2 separate regions of the Homo sapiens genome follow, and region 2 is linked to region 1. A link is an interaction called in ENCODE POLR2A ChIA-PET data of the cell type or tissue named here. Cell type or tissue: A673. All regions are shown on one strand. Links, peaks and the distances in the headings refer to the core of each region. The heading gives the core; the rest is flanking DNA.

What was found. Peaks named below come from ENCODE experiments on the same cell type or tissue, not always from the same donor. Only the 100,000 strongest peaks of a DNase experiment are listed, where the experiment ranks them.
Region 2: POLR2A ChIA-PET joins it to region 1 with 5 read pairs; 1 of 35 experiments calls an interaction of 5 or more read pairs at or near these places.

The regions. Positions count from the first base shown.
Region 1 is chr20:25,576,249-25,583,926 of GRCh38, reverse strand. All of the region lies in intron 1 of NINL (ninein like), which reads left to right. Among named protein-coding and RNA genes, the nearest start is that of NINL, 5.4 kb to the left of the region's middle. RefSeq lists a silencer at 4,520-4,814. In A673, for the core only: no CTCF peak of the experiment used is centred there; no DNase peak of the experiment used is centred there; H3K27ac peaks cover 823 bases.
Region 2 is chr20:25,223,594-25,231,271 of GRCh38, reverse strand. It overlaps ENTPD6 (ectonucleoside triphosphate diphosphohydrolase 6), which reads right to left. Exons shown (of 15, transcript NM_001247.5): 13 at 7,115-7,171; 14 at 5,955-6,067; 15 at 3,197-5,773. The coding sequence ends at 5,675. It overlaps LOC105372579 (a long non-coding RNA gene), which reads left to right. Exons shown (of 3, transcript XR_001754564.3): 3 at 1,474-1,987. Among named protein-coding and RNA genes, the nearest start is that of PYGB, 21 kb to the left of the region's middle. RefSeq lists silencers at 689-738, 7,188-7,369 and enhancers at 919-998, 7,420-7,678. In A673, for the core only: no CTCF peak of the experiment used is centred there; a DNase peak (open chromatin) is centred at 3,791.

The sequences.
Region 1 (7,678 bases), core at 1,264-5,263:
CTCATTGTCAACTCCCACTTATGAGTGAGAACATGCGGTGTTTGGTTTTCTGTTCTTGTGTTAGTTTGCTGAGAATGATGGCTTCCCACTTTATGCATGTCCCTGCAAAGGACATGAACTCATTCTTTTTTATGGCTACGTAGTATTCCATGGTGTATCTGTACCACATTTTCTTTATTCAGTCTATCCGTGATGGGCATTTGGGTTGGTTCCAAGTCTTTGCTATTGTAAATAGTGCTGCAATAAACATACACGTTTATGTGTCTTTATAGTAGAATGATTTATAGTCCTTTGGGTATATACCCAGTAATGGGATCACCGGGTCAAATGTTATTTCTGGTTCTAGATCCTTGAGGAATCGCCACACTGTCTTCCACAATGGTTGAACTAATTTACACTCCCACCAACAGTGTAAAAGCGTTCCTATTCCTCCACAGCCTCTCCAGCATCTGTTGTTTCCTTGCTTTTTAATAATTACCATTCTAACTGATGTGAGATGGTATCTCATTGTGGTTTTGATTTGCATTTCTCTAATGACCAGTGATGATGAGCTTTTTTTTTAATATATGTTGTTGGCTGCATAAATGTCTTCTTTTGAGAAGTGTCTGTTCATTTCCTTTGGCCACTTTTTGATGGGGTTGTTTTTTTCTTGTAAATTTGTTTAAGTTCCTTCTATATTCTGGATATTAGACCTTTGTCAGAAGGGTAGATTGCAAAAATTTTACCCCGTTCTGTAGGTTGCCTGTTCACTCTGAAGAGTTTCTTTTGCTGTGGAGAAGCTCTTAGGTTAGATCCCATTTGTCAGTTTTGGCTTTTGTTGCCATTGCTTTTGGTGTTTAGTCATGAAGACTTTGCCCATGCCTATGTCCTGAATAGTATTGCCTAGGTTTTCTTTTAGGTTTTTTATGGTTTTGGGTTTTACATTTAAGTCTTTAATCCATCTTGAGTTAATTTTTGCATAAGGTGTAAGGAAGGAGTCCAGTTTCTGTTTACTGCATATGGCTAGCCAGTTTTCCCAGCACAATTTATTAAATAGGAAATCCTTTCCCCATTGCTTGTTTTTGTCAGGTTTGTCGAAGATCAGATAGTTGTAGAAAGCAGAGTTTGTTTTTTTTTTAAGTAGTTAAAACTCATCTGTTAAACAGAACACTGAATCAGCAGCCTAGCAGTTTTATGAACTGTGTGCAAGAATGCTTGTATATTAAAAGGAAAATGTTCAGGTGTTAGAGAAGCAGTCTACTTTCATGCTTGTCCCTTTTGTTTGACTTATACATCATCCATTAGTGGTTTAAATGATGACAGATTGAATTGATCTGTATTGGCAAATAAAAGTGGGATGTGTGTTTATGTAAAGTTCAGGTGCAATAAAAATTAGAGGATAACTCTTTTTTGTAGAATGAGAAAATAGCAAGCCTTCTCCAAGGAACTTGGACTTCAGATTTTTTCTTTTTAATGTAGAGCCGGGAGTCTTGCCCAGGGTGGTCTCCAACTCCTGGGCTGAAGTGATCCACCTGCCTCAGCCTCCCAAAATGCTGGGATTACAGGTATGAGCCACCACACCTGACCTCAGATAACATTTAACTCCATCAAATTGGAAAGAAAGCACTTTATAGAGGAATAGTTAGGACTTAAGCAAAAAGTTTTGTTTTTTGTTTGTTTGTTTGTTTGTTTTTGATATGGAGTCTCGCTCTGTCGCCAGGCTGGAGTGCAGTGGCGCGATCTCGGCTCACTGCTACCTCCACCTCCCAGGTTCAAGTGATTCCCCTGCCTCAGCCTCCTGAGTAGCTGGGATTATAGGAGTACACCACCATGCCCAGCTAATTTTTTTATTTTAGTAGAGACGGGGTTTCACCATGTTGGCCAGGATGGTCTCCATCTCCTGACCTCGTGATCCACCCCGCTCGGCCTCCCAAGGTGCTGGGATTACAGGCGTGAGCCACCACGCCTGGCCGGACTTGAGCAAAATTTAATTGAGCAGTTTATATTAACTTCAATGGAAACTTTTTCGCTAACTCATACTTATCCCATATGTTGTGATTTATAGGACTGCTCTAAGGTGGGTGAATTGATATGGTCATTTGCTAAGAGCATGTTGTAAGTCTTTTAATGTTTGGGTATCCTTTGAACATTTGGTGATGGAAAATAGAATAACAAGAATGGCAAAGTTCCAACAGTGTCTGTAGCTTCCCCTTTTACAGTGAGTTCAAGTTCCTTGGAGAAGGCTTGCTATTTTCTCATTCTACAAAAAAGAGTTATCCGCTAATTTTTATTGCACCTGAACTTTACATAAACACACATATCCCACTTTTATTTGCCAATACAGATCAATTCAATCTGTCATCATTTAAACCACTAATGACTCTTTTTAAGTTTTTTAGAAGATGGCACATGTGGCATTTGAGACTTAGAGCATGTGAGCGGGGCTCTGTGAGCACATTCTTTCTATGGTGGACATTTACCTTTGGATTTTTTTTTTTTTTAAACTGAGAAGGAGTCTCGCTCTGTCACCCAGGTTGGAGTGCAGTGGCACAATCTTGGCTCACTGCAATCTCTGCCTCCCGGGTTCAAGCGATTCTCTTGTCTCAGCTTCCTGAGTAGCTGGGATTATATGTGCCTGACCACGCTCAGCTAATTTTTGTATTTTTAGTAGAGACAGAGTTTCGCCATGTTGGCCAGGCTGGTCTCAAACTCCTGACCTCAAATGATCCACCTGCCTTGGCTTCCCAAAGCGATGATGGGATTGCGGGCGTGAGCCACTGCACCCAGCCTACTTTTGGATCTTGCCATGAGCAGGTAGCTACTAGATAGCTTTCCTCTTTCCTGGCACAAGACAGATTTGGAAGCAGGAAGCAAAAACAGGAGCAGTGTCTTGGCCTCACACCTGAACTGGCATGGCTTCCTAGCTGCAGGTAATAGCGTCCTCTGCCCTGGAAGGCATTTCCAGCGCTGTGGCCACTTTGCTGTTCCATTCCTTGGTTATTGTGTAAGTAGTTAAGCCGCGGTGGCTGTAACTGGAATCTAGGTTTGAGTTTAGCTTAGTCCTTGGCTTCAAGTGCAGATTAGGAATTCAGGCCCAAGGCCAAGACATTTGGTTACTCACAAGCTGAGGCCAAAAGTTTGGGTCATACTCTACCTGGAGCTATTTGGAGGCAGGCTTTCCTTCTCCCACCTTGGGGCAACTTTGAGCCTCCTGGATTCTGATTATTGTTGTTTGTGAATGGACAGACAATTTTCTGGGACAGAGGAGTCTTTTAGAGCATGGCTTGTATTTTCATCCTTTTTTGACCTAGGTTCAAGCATGCATCTGGCGCTGCCTGGTTGTACTTCCCTTTCTGAACCCGATTGTCTTTCCTTGGACTTCAGAAAGATAATGGAGCCTTCCATCATCCTCCAAGCGAGGTGACCCGTTTCCCTCAAGACTGCTGTATAGTCTCCCTGGAGTCGAAGTCATTTGTTAGTTTCTGAAACAGGAGAGCTCTCTAGGTACCTCTGAAGCAATCAAGTTTGAGAACCTCTAGGATATACCAATTTTTGTGCATTGATTGTTACTTTGTATCTCATAAGGGGCAATCATTACATTTTTTTTTTTTTTTTAGGTGGAGTCTCACTCTGTTGCCCAGGCTGGAGTGCCATGGCGCAATCTTGGCTCACGGCAACCTCTGCCTGCTGGGTTCAAGCAATTCTCCTGTCTTAGCCTCCTGAGTAGCTGGGATTATAGGTGTCCACCTCCACGCCCAACTAATTTTTGTATTTTTTAGTAGAGACGGGGTTTCACCACGTTGTCTACGCTGGTCTCGAACTCCTGACCTCAGGTGATCCACCCGCCTCGGCCTCCCAAAGTGCTGGGATTACAGGCTTGAGCCACCATGCCCAGCCCACACATCTTCTTATAACCTTATTTTTGGATCTGCTTTGTTGAGTAAAGTAACAATTTTGGTTTGTTGGAGTTTCTAAGAGTGGTCAGAGACCTGAGGGGCAATCACTCTTCAAAATCTCTCAGTTTTTAAGCCTCTGGTAAAGAATTTTACATTTGTAGAGTATATCAGTTAGGATATTTTAGCCACTAGTGTTGGAAAACCCAACTCAGTCTGGCTTAAATAAACAGGGAGTTCACCGAAGACCTCAGGATGGGCTGCTCCATTGTTGAAGTGGCCCTGAGGGACGCAGGTGGCTTCTCTTCTGCACACAGCCTCTCACATCCATGGAGAGAGGGAGCTTGGCTTCTGTGGCTTCTGTGCCTCTCTGAAGAATGAGGAGTGACAGCTGGTGCCCCCAGCCAGGGTAGTGGAGTCCTGGGCCATTTGAACCAGTCACCAGGAGGCCTCCCCCGGCTGTCTCCAGAGGCAGGGTGGCGTGGGGGTGTGGGGACAGGAAGGACAGGCTTTTGGGTGCCTGGTCCGTGGGGGCTGTGTGAGCCTCACCATAAGGTAGCGTGTCACCTGTGCCCAGTCCCCGTGCATGACTTGTGCACTGGTTGTGGCTGCCAGAAATGGAGCTCAGGTCTCCTGGTGTTTTGTTTTTAAATTTTGAATGAGCATTCAGTAGGTGCCAGGCACTGTTCTCAGTGTTTTTGTTAAATTCTTTCACGGAGTACTCATAGCAGGAGGCTGAGCCGGGGTGTACTGTTGCCCCCATCTCACACACAGAGAGTGCGAGGGTCAGAGAGGATAATAACATACTCAGGGTCACATGGAGGTCAGGGGTGCTCCGGTCTGGAGAGGCTCTGCAAATTCCATGTCCCCTGCTGTGCCTCCCAACACAGTGGGGTTTCCAACATCCCTTACTGCCTCCGAGGGACTATATCATTTCTTTACCTTAACAAGAAGATGAGGTATTTTCAGTGCTAGAGAAAAGCTGTGACTTATGTGATCCTGTCTACACATGCTGGTTGAGAAGCAGTATGAGGACTGTTAGCTCAAAGTCCCATTTTTATTTTATTTATTTATGTTTTAGAGACAGGGTTTCACTGTGTTGCCTGGCTTGACTTGAACTCCTGGGTTCAAGCATTCTCCCACCTCAGCCTCCCAAGTAGCTGGGACTACAGGCATGTGCATGACTCCATTTAATTTAATTTAATTTAATTTTGCTTGAGCTTTACTGCTTGATCAAATTCCTTTTTTTTTTTTTTTTTTTGGAGATGGAGTCTCGCTCTGTCACCCAGGCTAGAGTGGTAGTGGGCGATCTCCGCTCACTGCAAGCTCCACCTCCCAGGTTCACGCCATTCTCCTGCCTCAGCCTCCTGAGTAGCTGGGACTACATGCGCCCGCCACCATGCCCGGCTAATTTTTTCTATTTTTAGTAGAGACGGGGTTTCACCGTGTTAGCCAGGATGGTCTCGGTCTCCTGACCTCATGATCCACCTGCCTCAGCCTCCCAAAGTGCTGGGATTACAGGTATGAACCACTGCGCCCAGCTAATCAAATTCCATTTTTAAGCAAGAGTATTAAGGACTTAATGAATTGTGCTTTGCTTTTTGTGGCTTTGTGTGCGTGTGTGCGCCCATGGAAATAACATTTCAGGGCCGGGCGAGGTGGCTTATACCTGTAATCGCAGCACTTTGGGAGATTGAGGCGGGCAGATCACTTGAGGTCAGGAATTTGAGACCAGCCTGACCAACATGGTGAATCCCCGTCTCTACCAAAAATAGAAAAATTAGCCAGGTGTGGTGGGGCACACCTGTAATCCCAGCTACGCCAGAGGCTGACATGGAAGAATCGCTTGATCCTGGGAGGCGGAGGTTGCAGTGAGCCAAGATTGCGCTACTGCACTCCATGGGCGCCAGAGTGAGATTCCGTCTAAAAAAAAAAAAAATCACGCCTGTAATCCCAGCACTTTGGGAGGCCGAGGCAGGCAGATCACCTGAGGTTGAGAGTTCAAGACCAGCCTGACCAACGTGGAAAAACCCCATCTCTACTAAAAATACAAAATTAGCCAGGTGTGGTGGTACATGCCTGTAATCCCAGCTACTCCATAGGCTGAGGCAGGAGAATCTCTTGAACCTGCGAGGTGGAGATTGCAGTGAGCCGAGATCGCGCCATTGCATTCCAGCCTGGGCAACGAGAGTGAAACTCCATCTCAAAAAAAAAAAAAAGAAAAGAAAAGAAAATATTTCAGAAAAATGAGTCTGTTCCTGGGACTAGGACAGTAGTAAGCCCCGAGCTTCTGCTGGCCCCACACAAAGAGGGGTGGTGGGCTCCCCCGCCAGGATGGACCTCACAGGAGCTCTATTCACAAAGAGGACCTCCAGGTTCCCCTTAGAGTCATGGGTGGTGTCAGACCCTAAACATGAGAACCAGCATCAGTCAATATAGTGCAATATTCACTAACTTGGAGTTTTCGTTTCAAGGGCATAGGAATGTAGTAAACAGCTATTAATTATTTAAAAATCAACAGGGAGAGTCTGCTCGGTGCAGATTTTGAGTAGGTTGTCCCAACCCCAGGGAGAGCTCCTTGTATCTGGAAGGCCTCTGCCTGTCCTGTACTCAAGTGACCTGAGGAGGGATGTGCTGGACTGTCCGGCCACGTGGCCTTGGGACTTCCAGCCATGCTCGGGAGGAGGACAAAACCAGGCAGGCAGAAGTGGGTAGCGTGCCAGGTCTCCAACACAGGAGAGGCGGCAGGGCCTTGAACAGACTTGGGGACGCGTGTCTCCATGTGGACCAGTGAGTAAAACTGAGTACCCACGGTCCTGGGATGACCAGCAGGGACTCCAGAGGGCGGGCTGCAGCCCGGCCAGTTAGCTCCCTGCTTCAGGCAACGTTGTCACTGCTCTCCAAGGCCCCAAATGAAGGTAAGTGACAGGCTGAGATTTTCCCCAACTCTGGGTAGGGACAGAAACGTGGATGCCCAATTTCGGAACCCCACAATCTACATTAATGGCCTGTACTGATTTCTGGTACGGTTCCTCAGGAAACTGTGTCAAGCAGGATGTTTGCAGGGGCAGGTCTGAAGTGGACACAGTCCACAGCCTGCATAGTTCAAGACCAGCCAGGCCTTGCTCTGTGGCAAAAGTTTTAAACTGTACTTGATAGTGTACACTGTTGCACAGCTTTAAAGCGAAGCAATTCTTGATACATTTTAAATTCTTACTGAATTTTTATTATTTCCAACTGTGCACATAAAGTAAGACTCTTATCATTGTAGACTTTCACCACTTAAAATTCTCAGGCTGGCACGGTGGCACATGCATGTAATCCCAGAACTTTGGGAGGCTGAGGTGAGAGGATCTCTTGAGTTCAGGAGTTCGAGACCAACCTGGGCAATGTACTGAAACCCCATCTCTACCAAAAAAAAATGAAAAATTAGCTAGGCACAGTGGCATGTGCCTGTGGTTCAAGCTACTTGAGAAGCTGAGGTAGGAGGATCACTTGAGCACGGGAAGTGGAGGCTACAGTGAGTGGGGATGCACCACCGCACTCCAGCCTGGGTAACAGAGCAAGATCTTGTCTCAAAAAAGTAAAATAAAATAAAAATGAATAAACTTCTCATAATTCAAACTCACATAAAGGTGACTACCCTGCTGCAGTCACCATGCTAACCAAGCGATTGCAGTTACTGTCACCAGTTATGAGACATCTGTGCCCCCCATGAGATGTGCCAAGGACACACCTGACCCAGGTGTTCCTGCCACCCTTGAATCTAATTGTGCAGACACCAGACAGACTCTGGGACATTCTAC
Region 2 (7,678 bases), core at 2,283-6,282, 350 kb after region 1:
CAGGAAAACTCTCCCTGTTTTTTTGTTTTTTTGAGAGTCTTGCTTTGCCCCCTAGGTTGGAGTGCAGCAGCACAATCTTGGCTTACTGCAACCTCCGCCTCCCAGGTTCAAGTGATTCTTGTGCCTCAGCCTCTCAAGTAGCTGGGATTACAGGCATGGGCCATCATGCCTGGCTAATTTTTATATTTTTAATGGAGACATGGTTTCACTATGTTGGCCAGGTTGGTCTTGAACTCCTGACCTTGTGATCTGCCTGCCTTGGCCTCCTAAAGTGCTGGGATTACAAGCATGAGCCACTGCATCCAGACTCTCCTTGTTGCCTTATTTATTTGAGACGCAGTCTCGCTCTGTCGCCCAGGCTGGAGTGCAGTGGCTTGATCTCGGCTCACTGCAACCTCCGCCTCCTGGGTTCAAGCCATTCTCCTGCCTCAGCCTCCCAGGTAGCTGGGACTACAGGCGCCTGCCACCATGCCTGGCTAATATTTGTATTTTTAGTAGAGATGGGGTTTCACCATATTGGCCAGGCTGGTCTCGAACTCCTGACCTTGTGATCTGCCAACCTCAGCCTTCCAAAGTGCTGGGATTATAGTTGTGAGCCACCGCACCTGGCCTGCCTGTTGCTTTAAGGTAAGTCCTTGCAGGCCTCTGAGCTTGGGCATTTTAATTTACAAAACCATGCGATCCCTGGCTGTCCTCCCTGGTAGGTCTGCAGGAACTACAGCTCTGTGCCAGCTGAGCACTCGACCCTCTCGGAAGCCGTATTTAGAGCCATCCTACCACCCTGTGCTGTGCCATAAAACTTGGCTGTGGGCTCTTCTGACCTCTAGAGAGGCTTCTTGAAACAGGAGGCCTTATAGGGGGATGTCTGCTTCTGAACTATGTAAATCATGTGGCAGGTACTAAGATTCACAAGGCTGCACTTAAGCTCTTAAACGGAAACCTTTATCCACTGAATCAATAACAGGAAAATAATCAGAGGCTGTCAAAATGATAAAGCAGCAGTGAGGCCTAGAGGGAATTATTATTTCTCTCAACTGTGTAACTATTTTTGTAAGCATTACAAGCACACTGTTATGGAGATGGCTGATTCTTCAGTGGAGAGACCTGCCTTTGATAATGAGCACACGGCCTGATGTGATCAGTAAACATTCCTCTGGAAACACTTGCCACTTTGGGAGGTAAGGCAGCCCACTGTTTGGGTGTAGGAAGCCTGCAGAACCGCATCTGAGTGGGTCCAGGTAAGTCCCCAAGCTCCTGCAGGCCTGCTTCTCTCTCGGCGGCAGGGCGGAGATGCACGGTACCTACTTTGAGGCTGAGGATTCAATCTCTGACCACACAACGCACAGTCCAGTCCGCATCATGCCTGACACACAGCAAGCACTCCATAAACACGACTACCGTTATTCATTTACAATTAAGGAAGAAAGAGGTAAGTATGCTTACCTGACCATGATTTTCAAAATCATTTTCAAGCCGAATCCAAGAATCTGATGAGTGTGAAGACACTGGAAGAACCTGATCACGCAGGCTCCTTTCTCAAGCACCCCGATGCCCGCAGGTGAAGGGGCACATGCCAAGGACAAGCCCGCCTCAGCCCTGGACATCGTTCATCGCGCGAGTGAGCAATGCTTGAGTGAGAAACCTGACAGCGGTGTCCCCATAACTTCCACCGCCTCTGGAGCCACCCGGCAAAAGCCAGCGTCTGACAATCCTTCAGTAATAGTGAAGACACCTGTTATATTGCTGTCCAGCCAAAAGCTCCTTGTTGCAGGATGAACAGCCCCAGTTGTTTCAAACATGCCCCACATCTCATGGCCTCCACACAGGTCGTATTAAACACCTCTAACAGAGACTGCACGCCAAGTGTGGCTCCTCAAAGACCTTGCCTGGGGACTCTGCCACTGATGGCTGCGACCTGCACACTCCTGAGAGCTCCTTCCTGGAACTGCCTCATTTCTCTCATCATCCTTGATTTTTTGAGATGGAGTCTCAGTCTTGCTCTGTCACCCAGGCTGGAGTGCAGTGGTGCGATCTCTGCTCACTGCAACCTTCACCTCCCGGGTTCAAGTGATTCTCCTGCCTCAGCCTCTGGAGTAGCTGGGACTACAGGCATGCACCACCAGGCCCAGCTAATTTTTTGTATTTTTAGTAGAGACGAGGTTTCACCATGTTGGTAGGGCTGGTCTCGAACTCCTGACCTCGTGATCCACCCGCCTCAGCCTCCCAAAGTGCTGGGATTACAGGCATGAGCCACCACACCCGGCCATCATCCTTGATTTTATCCAAAAATGGTATTACCCTAGTCTGAATATCACATTTACCTTTTTTTTTTTTAATGAGATGGAGTCTCACTGTTGCCCAGGCTGGAGTGCAGTGGCGCGATCTCGGCTCACTGCAACCTCTGCCTCCTGGGTTCAAGCAACTCTCGTACCTCAGCCTCCCTAGTAGCTGGGATTATAGAAGCCTACCACTATGCCCGGCTTTTTTTTTCTTTCTTTTTTTGGTATGTTTATTAGAGACGGGGTTTCGCCATGTTGGCCAGGGTGGTCTCGTACTCCTGACCTCAAGTGATCCACTTGCCTCGGTCTCCAAAGTGTTGGGATTACAGGCGTGAGCCACCATGCCTGGCCACATTTGCCTTCTGATGACTCTGAAATGGTTCTAAAAATAAAATTCACCCTGCAACAATGATTTGTTGTGCCTGAACGTATTTAAAAATGTTAAGGTAGGGCATGGTGGCTCATACCTGTAATCCTAGCACTTTGGGAGGCCCAGATGGGCAGATCACCTGGTCAGGAGTTCAAAACCAGCCTGGCCAAGATGGCAAAACCCCATCTCTACTAAAGATACAAAAATCAGCCGGGCACAGTAGCGGGTGCCTGTAATCCCAGCTACTCAGGAGGATGATGCAGGACAACTGCTTGAACCTGGGAGGTGGAGGCTGCAGTGAGCCCAGATTGCACCACTGCACTCCAGCCTGGGTGACAAAGGGAGATTCTATCTCAAAAATAAATAAATAAAGTAATTAATTAATTAAAAAACAAGGCCAGGCACGTTTAGTTTCTTAACAAAAGTTAAGAAACTAAAATATAAAAATACCTTTTGGTTAACTTTTAAAACTATCTCTGTGGAGAAGCCTTCCTAATTATGACATGAAACCTAGAAGTCACAAAAAGATAAATTTTTGGACACGTTCTATCATAATGGGATAATTTCCTTAATAAATAAAGATCTACAATTAACAAAAAAATGATGACAATCTTATAGAAAATCGGCAAGGGATATGAACAGATGTTTCACGGAAATACAACTTAGATATACCCGATGAATTAGATCCATGCATATTAAAACTACCAGTTATCATTTTTTTAAATCTGCCAGAATGGCAAAGATTAAACTGGCTGTAGCTGTTAGGACATGGGGGAGGCCAGCACCGATGCTTGTCCAGTAGGATTGAAGGCAACGTGGCAACGTCTGCTTATGCCCTGAAACTCACTGCCCTGGGATCCTGCCATCCAAACACGGGGACTGCAGGACTGAGGCAGCTCAGTGGGCAGCAATGGGTGCTAAGTGATGTGGGGTACGCGGGCTGGGGTGGCATGTGGGGCGTGTGAGACCTGTCTGAGCTTGTCAATGCACACATCCTGAGGGAACAGAATTTTCAAGCAACCCTAGTTTGCTTCTTTTACGATGTGCACGTGTAGCTATTTTTGACAAATGAGAGCCTACTTCATTATCACAAAAGACACTCAGAGAGAAATGACTTGCATACTTTGCCGGGCCCAGAAATATTCCATGACTTATTTGGTGCACTTTTGGAAAACTTCCAGTTGTTTGCCTTTTTCAGGCATGAGGTCACCGACCTTCTTTAAATGGACCAAATTGATTTTGGCTTTACCTTCATGCGTCTGATTCTCAGCCTCCGGAGTTCTTTAAATATTTAAGCTGGTGGATATTATGGAAGTAAAGGCGCTGGTGGGGACCCAGCCCAGGCGGGAGGGAGGAAACTGTTCCTCTTTTTGTCTTTTGTCCTTTCCTGCTCTGTGCAGGCCTCCACCACGTGGCTCCATCAGCATTCGCTGCAGCCCTGGGAGGCCCTAGGGCCAGATCCTGTCCTCCTGTGACAGTTGGTTGGGGGGGGCTTCAGGCACAAGCACTCGGGATGTGGGCTGGTCTGCAGTTTCCCTGGCATGCGACACCTTTGGGACGCTTCCAGACCAAAACCAGATCCTTGCTGAACAGAATGACATGGGGACTTGCAGCTCACTCGAGGTTATGTGCCCAGGCCTCACCTGGCCGTGCTGTGGGCTGCTGGCCTGGCACAGGAGGAGCTGTGCTCAACAGACGCTGGGAGGGCCGGGGCCACCAGCCAGACCCTTCACCAGCCCCAGCCCCCAGGGGCCCTCCACTGCTGTGTCCTCGAGAGGGATGTCGACAGGACTGGAAATACGCCACCCCCTTTGGCAGCTTTTCTAAGGTTTAGTAAACAGGGATCTCAGGTGCCAGGTGGGCAAATGCTACTGTCGCTCAACGAGAGGAATCCCAGAGAAGGAGAAGCCCCTGTCAACCTTTTATTGGGAGTGGAACACATGAGGTTCAGCTCGTGCCGGGCACTGTACATTCACTGAAGCAGCTCAAGGGGCTCAGCCCCGACACTGACGCCACACTGAGCAGGATGCACGGCCCGGGGCTCACACTGTCCATGGAGGAGGTGGGGTCAGCCCGAGGTGGGCGGATGGTGGCCCGAGACACCGAGAGCTTGGTTCTGGGACTGTGGCTCAGCTGACCCGTGGCACAGCTGCACCTAAGACATGGCCCTGGCTAGGCGGGAACAGCTCACAGTAGCGATACATTCACAGGACACAGTTGGTGTCCAGAAAAGGGGGCTCAGAACACAGTTTCTACACAAGCACTTGGCACCCACACGACAGAGACGTCACTCAAGCAGCACAGCCACAAATAGTTTACAGCAGCTCATGCCCGGCATCCGCCCATGCTGGGAGACTCCCTGAAAGGTGGGCACCTGCCGTCTATGAGGAGGTGTCTCCCTCCATCATTAACCCCAAACCACACAATGTGTGAGGAGAGCAGGCCTCTGGGTGAACTCACACATTCATACCCAAGGAAGAGGCAAACACACTCAAGTCCAGAGTTCCCAGTGGTGCCGCCCAGACCTACTGTCCCGGGGGTGTTATGGCTGTCCCTCGGCTTCCCCAGAGCAGCCAGGACAGCCTGCACCGCCTCCCAGACTCTTGCAGGAAGGGGAGCTCTGCCCTGGGGAGGAAACTGACAGGCTGGGAGACAAGACTCCCATCGCAGGGACATGCACAGCAGCAGCCACAGCCCCGCGGACGGGGCATGGGGATGGGACAGGCAGGGAGCCACACTGCCCCCTCAGTGTGTGCCTGTGGTTCTGTCCTGGTCCTGCCCACTTGGAGCCCAGGCAGACAGGTGGCATTGAGCAGGGCCCAGGTCCAGACAGCCCTCTGGCCAGATGTGACTGGAAGAGGCTGATGCCAGGGCAGCACCAGGCCTTCTGCAAGTCCCAGAGCCAGTGTGCAGAAAGTGCCAGCACGGCCTGTGCTGTGGCTCCTCAGGATGAAGTCACGTCCAGGACAGGAGGGTTTATGCAGACACACAGACACTGCTGACGGGGACAGGGATGGCTCGGCCACTATGAGGCTGGACTCTTCTGTCTGTTCAGGGAGTCGATGTAATGAAAAATGGCCCCCAGAGCCCAGCTGGTCTCAACATTGTCAATTTTCCGAGTGAGCTTGAAAAGACAGAGAGGGAGAGGGGACCATCACACAGACAGGAAAGCCTTGTGCATCAGGAGGCTGTGGCTCCTTGGAAGCCAGGGATGGGCTGGGGGACATGACCCCAGCAACTGGAGAAGTGGTTCTAGGCCCCTCACTCCATAAAGGGGCTGGGGCGTGACCTGAGGGCACCCTTACCTTCAGCACTTTGCTCCTGGGAAAGCCGAACTCCTGGAGTAGCAGGCTGACGTAGGTGAGGTCCATGCATGAGAAGGGGCTGCTCTGCGGCTGTGTCTCCAGGGTCCGACACACTGGGGATGAGACACGTCCCTTCACGCTCCAGGTGACTCCCACCTGGGGGCGGAGGGGCAAGTGCAGACCCCAATTCCACCCACTACAGGCACCCGCTGGCTCCGCACTCCGGATTCACAGACAAGGCCGCAGCTGAGCGCAGAAGGCACCCAGTGCACAGCACAGGCAGGTGGGCGGCAACCCCGGCTGCCACTGGGTCTGGGCTCCAAGGGGATTTGCACGCCTGGTGTTAGGGTCATGGGCCAATGTCTCCCAAGCCACATTTCTACATCTAAGACCCTGGACACCTCTCCCAGGTGTCAAGCTGCATAAAACCTAAGCTTTCTGGGGAAAGAAAACACCAAAGCCAGCTCAGAACAATCCACTCCTGCTCTTGAGGAAGGACAAATCCACCAAGAGCTGTCCTGGGATTCTGCTCAAAGCCTTTTCCTGCTGTAGTTGTGGATACCCAGTGTCCATGGGCACAAATGGGAAAATGACACAAAAGCTTTAAAAAAGCCACTTTTGGGGGAGGGGAAGGGTAGTACTTTTTCTGGAAAGATGTACAAATTTGAGCTCTTTGGACCCACACATTGGGAAGGGCAACCAAGAGCAGGACATGTTCACCAAGGCTTGGCTGCTGGGCCAGGCGTGAAGGAGACAGTGGAGAGGCATAGTGTGTGGCACAGGGTCTGCTGGGCTGGTCACCTGCGACCCCGGGGACAGCCCTCCACCCCACATCCCAGGCTCCATTCTGTAGGGCCTTGGCTTCTTAAGGGTTGTGTGACAATCATGAACTTACTGGGACATCCCAGGGGAAATCACTCTTGGGGTTACCCTAGTAGCAGTAAAATGGCATCTGAGGAAGTGGAATCGAGGGACCCAGTTCCTCACGACCCCATGAGGGTGGGACAAGGACGGTGGTCCTTTCTCAGCTGGGGCCGAGGCCCCTGCCTGTGGCCATTGTTTAGGAGGGGCTACACCCAGGAGAGTCAGGGCCAGCGCCTGCGTCACGAGCATCACGGGGCGCCTGCCCCTGCTGAGATGGCCCCTGCAGCATCACTCACCGTACTTGGCTGCGATCTCGAAGTCCCCCACCACCAGGCTGCCTCCCTTCTCCGCATCTGTGGGAGACACAACACCCAGTCTGCAGGAGCACTGTGAGGTTGGCGATGCCACTGAGACGTGAGGCTGGCACGGGGAACGCCAGCCCAAGAGCCCCAAGGCACTGACTGGCTTCTGAGGCAGGCCCTCCAGCTGTAGGCGGCACTCACGTGCTCTGAGGACGGCTTCTGGGTGATGTGGTGTGGGGTGGGTTTGGGGGCTGAGAGGGTCACCCCACAACCCAACCCTGCAGTGTCCCCCGAGAAAGCTCACCAGGAACCCAGGACCCCAAATTGAGTAAAATTTTAAGTTAAGAAAAATAAAAGTAGAGAAATTGAAATGTTTCCTGAAGCCATAGAACTGAGCTCAGCAACAGTATTCTGGTATCAGTTTCCTAAATGTAAAAAAAAAAAAAAAAAAGTTCTTGAAAAATACACTGAGGGGTGGTTTATTGGTGGCCTTCCACCTTGACCACCCACCTTCCACCCAGGCCCAGTCAGTGGTAGCTTTGTCAGCACAGAGACCCG